Regions from separate parts of the Homo sapiens genome. Here region 1 is linked to region 2. Evidence: read pairs that join two places in POLR2A ChIA-PET (ENCODE). Cell type or tissue: PC-9. All regions are shown on one strand. Links, peaks and the distances in the headings refer to the core of each region. The heading gives the core; the rest is flanking DNA.

Region 1 (2,925 bases), core at 293-2,792, 71 kb before region 2:
TGAAGAAGGTTAAAGAGTAAACCTTAAGACTCTAGTGGCAGAATAGTCTAGGCTGCGGGAACAGCAAATGCAAAAGCCCTGTGGCTGGAACAGAATGAGTGAGGGGGATAGTGGAAGGAGATGGTAGTCCTACTGGTAATGATAGATCATGTAGTGACTTGTACGTAATGATTAATAGAAGGCCTCAGCTTTCCAGCTGAGGGAAATGAGAATGCCATTGGAGGGTTTTGAGTACAGCATGATGTGATCTGACATATTGTAGAAGAATTTTGAAGGCCACACTGTTGGGAATCATTGTATTGAAGCACAGGTGAGTCATGTAAAGTACTTAGAAGACAACTGCAATCATCCAGGCAACAGATGATGGAGTGCTCATACAGGGCTGGCAGAAGGGAAAGTGGTAAGAGGTGGTCTTGTTTTAGATAGAGTGTGATGGTAGGGGCAGCAGGACTTCTTGAGGAGTTGGTCTTTCAATGAATGAATGAATGAATGAATGAATGAATGAATACGAGTCAAAGACAGCCTAAAGGTGTTTGGCTGAGAAGCTAAAAGAAACTAGTCACTACCATCAGATTAAAGGGGATGCTGTCAGTAGAGCAAGATTTTGCGATAGGGGGAGCTCAAGAGTTCACTGTGAGATATTTTAAGTTTGAGAGGTCTATGAGCCATCCAAGGGGATATTTTACTTTGGATTAGAAACTTATTGTATCTACATGCACGTAAAAATTTTCCAAGTCTATAGTATATAAATATAAATATTGTTTCTTATATTGTTTAGTTCCAGGCCACGGACAACACAAGGTGCTTGGTGAGCTCTAAATGGTACCTGCTTTCTGCTGGTAAACATAAAATGAATTTGTGATGGAAAGAATTCACCCGTGAAGGCTGCCCGTCTCTGGGAAGAAGGAAGACAGGTAAAAAGAGTCATTTCATTTTTTAGGTTTTATTTGGAAATACTGCTATCATAAATTTAATAGTTAAATTCTTTGGCATATATTGAAAGGCAATTTTAGTATTTAGGCCTCATTATGCTGCCTCAGACTTCTTAGGCTTCCACATTGTCTCCTCAGTTAGCGGGATGGCTAGATCCTCAGCATCTTTCCGTTTCACGATAAAGAGTCCACTGACTTCACTATTGCTAAAACATCTTAAGCTTACTGTTCTGTCTCATAAAAATTCCAGAAATTGGCTTTGGCACTAGAAGAAATATAATCAATAAAAACTAATTATGTTACTTCCTCTCATCCGACATGCAGTTTTCTTGAATTTAAAATCAAAAGCTAAAATACTAACCCTAAAGCCTTGTGATGATACAAATTCCTGTTCTTGGCTATTGGAGGGAGAGAGGGGGATAATTTTAAGACCATCACATTTTGCAAATCAAAGCTCATGAGCTAGTACCTTTCAACTAGGTGCTTTGGCAGATGGTTGTTTCATCAATGATAAAAACTGGAATAGCAACATTTGTAAACTGCTTTATAGCTCATAAAGCATTTTTTATGTGCATTATCTCCTTTGATCCTTATAAACACTCTGTGAGGTCAAGTGTATAACTATTTATGTTTTCATTTAAAGAAACTGACTTCAAGGGTCTAAGTGAAAGCAAAACCTATATATCTGCACCCCTGCCCTTTTGCTCAAAATTGCTGGTTCTTTTTACCATATTAAGTTCCCTTAGAACTCTTCTAGAGAAGCACTGTTTGCTTTCCCATCATATGGGGCACAGCAAGTTAATAAATAGTTGCCACTTGTGCCACTTAGCATTCCCCAGATCCTTCTTTAGATGGAGTTAGATGGATGTAAATGTCTTAGACAACTAGATACTAGGAAGGTGTGTGTGTAAGTCCCAGTCACCTTTGTAAATGAACTTTATTCCAGAAACAGATATTCACACATTACCACAGAGGAAAGCTTAAAATTATAAGACTTGTTGGTGAGGCATGGAGGATTTTTATAGATCATTAAAGCACAGCAGACATTCTGGAGCAACATATCTCTCCCACGTGCAAGTCACAAACAATGGGTGTGTATGTATTCATGTGTTTGTAGGTGCACACACAAACTTGTATCCAGAGTGAAGGAACGAAGAAGCAAATCAGGAGATATTTAAAGTGTCCTTCCTACTATAGATTTTTTTTTTTTTTGAGTTGGAGTCTCACTGTTGCCCCGGCTGGAGTGCAGTGACGTGATCTTGGCTCACTGCAACCTCCGCCTCTTGGGGGGTTGTCATTGTTGAGATGAGACATGCCACTTTGGATACCTGTATTAATAGTGCTGAGGATGGCTTAATTGTACAGCAATAGCATAATAAGTATTTATAAAATTTTTAACAGTAAGTATTTAAAGTTAAAATAAAAGTGTAAGAATATATTACAGTTGGATTTCTAATGTCTTTATAGAATCAAACACTGGACTAAGTTATGAGTAAAAAATAAAATTGAATGGAAGAAGAAAAGGAATATTTATGTTATGAATTTAAAATAAAAGGAGGGCCAGGCTCGGTGGCTCACGCCTGTAATCCCAGCACTTTGGGAGGCTGAGATGGGATCACTTGAGGCCAGGAGTTCGAGATCAGCCTGGCCAACACGGTGAAACCTCGTGTCTACTAAAAATATAAAAAATTAGCCAGGCATGGTGGTGGGCGCTTGTAGTTTCAGCTACTTGGGAGGCTGAGGGAGGAGAATGGCATGAACCCAGGAGGCGGAGCTTGCAGTGAGCCGAGATTGCCCTACTGCACTCCATCCTGGGCAAAAGAGTGAGACTCCGTCTCAAAAAAAAAAAAAAAAATTAGCCTAGTATGGTGGCACATGCCTATAATTCCAGCTATTCAGGAGGCTGAGGCATGAGAATCACTTGAACCCAGGAGGCAGAGGTTGCAGTGAGCCAAAATTGAGCCACTGCATTCCAGCCTTGGTGACAGACTGA
Region 2 (2,925 bases), core at 318-2,817:
CCTCAGCCTACCGAATAGCTGGAGTTACAGGCATGTGCCACCATGCCCGGCTAATTTTTGTATTTTTACTAGAGATGGGGTTTCACCATGTTGGCCAGGCTGGTCTGAAACTCCTGACCTCAAGTGATCCATCTGCCTCACCCTCTCAAAGTGCTGGGATTATAGGTGTGAGCCACCGCGCCCGGCTATATAGTAATAATTCTAATATTGCTATATTTTATCCTAATATTACAGTCTACTAATACTGCTTCTTTATGTTTTGGATGAATGAAAACACTGGTTTGAGAGTTCTGACAGTTAGTAGAGGGTAAATACATTGAGAGACATTAACTGGAGAGGCGATTTTAGATCTTAAATTAATAAGGAAATGGAAAAATTAAATAAAATCTTACTTTGCACGATAGGTAGTAAGTTTATGGAACTCATTGCCCTAAGTTATACTTAATAGGTTAAAGAACACTTACATAAATACAGAGACTTTTGTTGATGCATAGCAAATATTAGAATTTGAAATGAAAGATATACTTTCAAATAACTAGTGCTTCACAAAAGCAGAACAGAAGCTACAGCTGGGATACTGAGGACCTTACGGTTGAAAGTGCCCAAGCATAGACCAGGTTTCACTGTTTGGGATGTTGTAAAGAAGTTTCCAGTACTGGGTGATTTTTCAACTGCCTCCAAGGGTTCAAGTCTATGATTAGTGATCATTTTGTATGTTCATGATTTCCTTGCCAAAGAGATGTAAGTGAGCTGGAAAAATATAACTATAAAACGTTATTCACCATCATGGTATTCCCCATGGCATTGCTTCTGACTGACAAACTCACTTTGCTGCAAAGTAAGTGCAGCAGTGGGCCCAGGCTCATAGACTTCACTAGTCTTACCATGTTCTCCACCATACTGAAGCAGCTGGTCTGATGAAACAGTGGAATGTCCTTCTGAAGACTCAGCTATAGCACCAGCTAGGTGGCAGTACATCAGAGGGCATGGACAAGATTCTCTACAAGGCTGAATATACTCTGAATCACTGTCCAGTATATGGTGCTGTTTCTCCAATAACTAGGATTCATGAGTCCAGGAATCAAAGGTGGAAATAGGAGTGACTCCACTCACTATTACCCGCAGGGACCCACTAACAAAATTTTTGCTTTCTGTTCTCATAACCTTATGCTCTGGTGGCCTAGGGATCTCAGTTCCTAAGGGAAGAATGCTCCCACCAGGAGACACAAAAATGATTCCATTGAACTGGAAATTAAGATTGCCACCTGGCCCCTTTGAGCTTCTCATGACTCTGAATCAATAGGCAAAGAAGTGAGTTATAATATTATACTGGGTGAGGTGGCTGATCCTCGCTACAGAAGAGAAATTCAACTGCTACTCCACAATTGAGGTAAGAAAGAACATGCTTGAATTCCAAGAGATCCCTTAGTGTGTCACTGAGTATTACCTTACCTTGTGATTATAATCAATGGAAAGCTACAACAGCCCAATCCAGGAAGGACTACTAATGGCTCAGACTCTTCAGGAATGAAGATTTGGGTCATTCTACCAGGTGAAGAACCATGACCAAATAAGGAGCTTGCTGAAGGGAAAAGGAACATAGAGTGGCTAGTGGAAGAAGGTAGCTGTAAGTATCAGCTACAAGTGACCAGTTACAAAAAAAAGAGGACTGTAATTGTTATGAATAGTCCTCCTTATTTTGTTTAGAATGTGAATATGTTTTAAATATAATTATATTTGTACGTATTAAGAAAATATCTTTGATTTTCACTCTCTCTGATTCTTTTGTCATGTAACTGCAGATGTATTGACTTTATATCATAGTTAAGTATTGTTAATTTTCAATCATAGTATTTCAGTTACTAGACATCAAGGAGAAGAGTGAATTTCAAAGACTTTGCCTCCTTTTCTGGGGAAGGGGTTAGTGCATTTTTAGTGGTATGCAGGATAATTGTATCATGTTTGGTGAAATTATGACCTTGTTATTGCCTTTATTTTGAGGTTAAGTATGGCTTAAGGAGATGTGTATGGGTGACAAGTTGACAGAGGTGGACTTGTGATGATTAATTTTATGTGTCAATGTGACTGGGACATAGGGTGCCCAGATATTTGGTTAAACATTATTCTGGTTATATTTGTGAGGGTGTTTCTGAGTGAGATTAGCATTTGAATTGGTAGACTGAGGAAAGCAGATGGCCAGTGTTTTTAGCCTTCATCCAATCTGTTGGAGGCCTGAATGGAACAAAAGGCAGGGTAAGAGAGAATTTGCTCTCTCTGCCTGACAGTTTGAATTGGGATATCAGTCTTCTCCTACACTTGGACTGGGACTTATACCACTGGCACTTCTGACTTTCAGGCCTTTGGACTTGGACTAGAACTACACCACCAGCTTTCTTCCACCACTTACATCATCAGTTCTCCTAGTCTTGGACCTTCAGACTTGGACTGGAACTATACCATCAGCTTTCCCGGGTCTCTAGTTTACAGACCGTAGACCATGGGACTTCTCAGCCTCCATAGCCATGTGAAGCAGTTCCTTATAATCTCTCTCTCTCCATATATATATATATATATATATATGTGTGTGTGTGTGTGTGTGTGTGTGTGTGTGTGTGTGTGTGTGTGTGTAAGATAGATATCTCTCCTATATACACATATATATGTATATATCTCCTATTAGCTCTATGTCTCTGGAGATCTCTGACTAATATAGTTGATCAATTTTTGCATCCATTCAGCAATAAACAAATATTTACTGAAAGTTACTATGTGCCAAGTACTACCAAAATAGATGTGTGTTCTCCTCTACCTCTGTGTTTTCATTTCTCTTCCAGTGACTTCCTCTCAAGTTCCTGTCCTTGGGGAAGCAGCTTCGGACTCAGATAGATCTTGGTTTTTATTTCTACATCACTACTTACTAGCTTT

What was found. ChIA-PET counts read pairs that join two places held together with the same protein. Peaks named below come from ENCODE experiments on the same cell type or tissue, not always from the same donor. Only the 100,000 strongest peaks of a DNase experiment are listed, where the experiment ranks them.
Region 1: POLR2A ChIA-PET joins it to region 2 with 12 read pairs; 4 of 35 experiments call an interaction of 5 or more read pairs at or near these places.

Annotation. Positions count from the first base shown.
Region 1 is chr5:53,033,627-53,036,551 of GRCh38, reverse strand. All of the region lies in intron 2 of ITGA2 (integrin subunit alpha 2), which reads right to left. LOC124900974 (a long non-coding RNA gene) reads left to right here and starts at 784. Exons shown (of 2, transcript XR_007058767.1): 1 at 784-914. In PC-9, for the core only: a CTCF peak has its summit at 608; no DNase peak of the experiment used is centred there; H3K27ac peaks cover 1,475 bases.
Region 2 is chr5:52,962,411-52,965,335 of GRCh38, reverse strand. The region is part of intron 2 of ITGA2-AS1 (ITGA2 antisense RNA 1); the gene reads left to right. Among named protein-coding and RNA genes, the nearest start is that of ITGA2, 25 kb to the left of the region's middle. In PC-9, for the core only: a CTCF peak has its summit at 1,010; a DNase peak (open chromatin) is centred at 1,465; H3K27ac peaks cover 825 bases.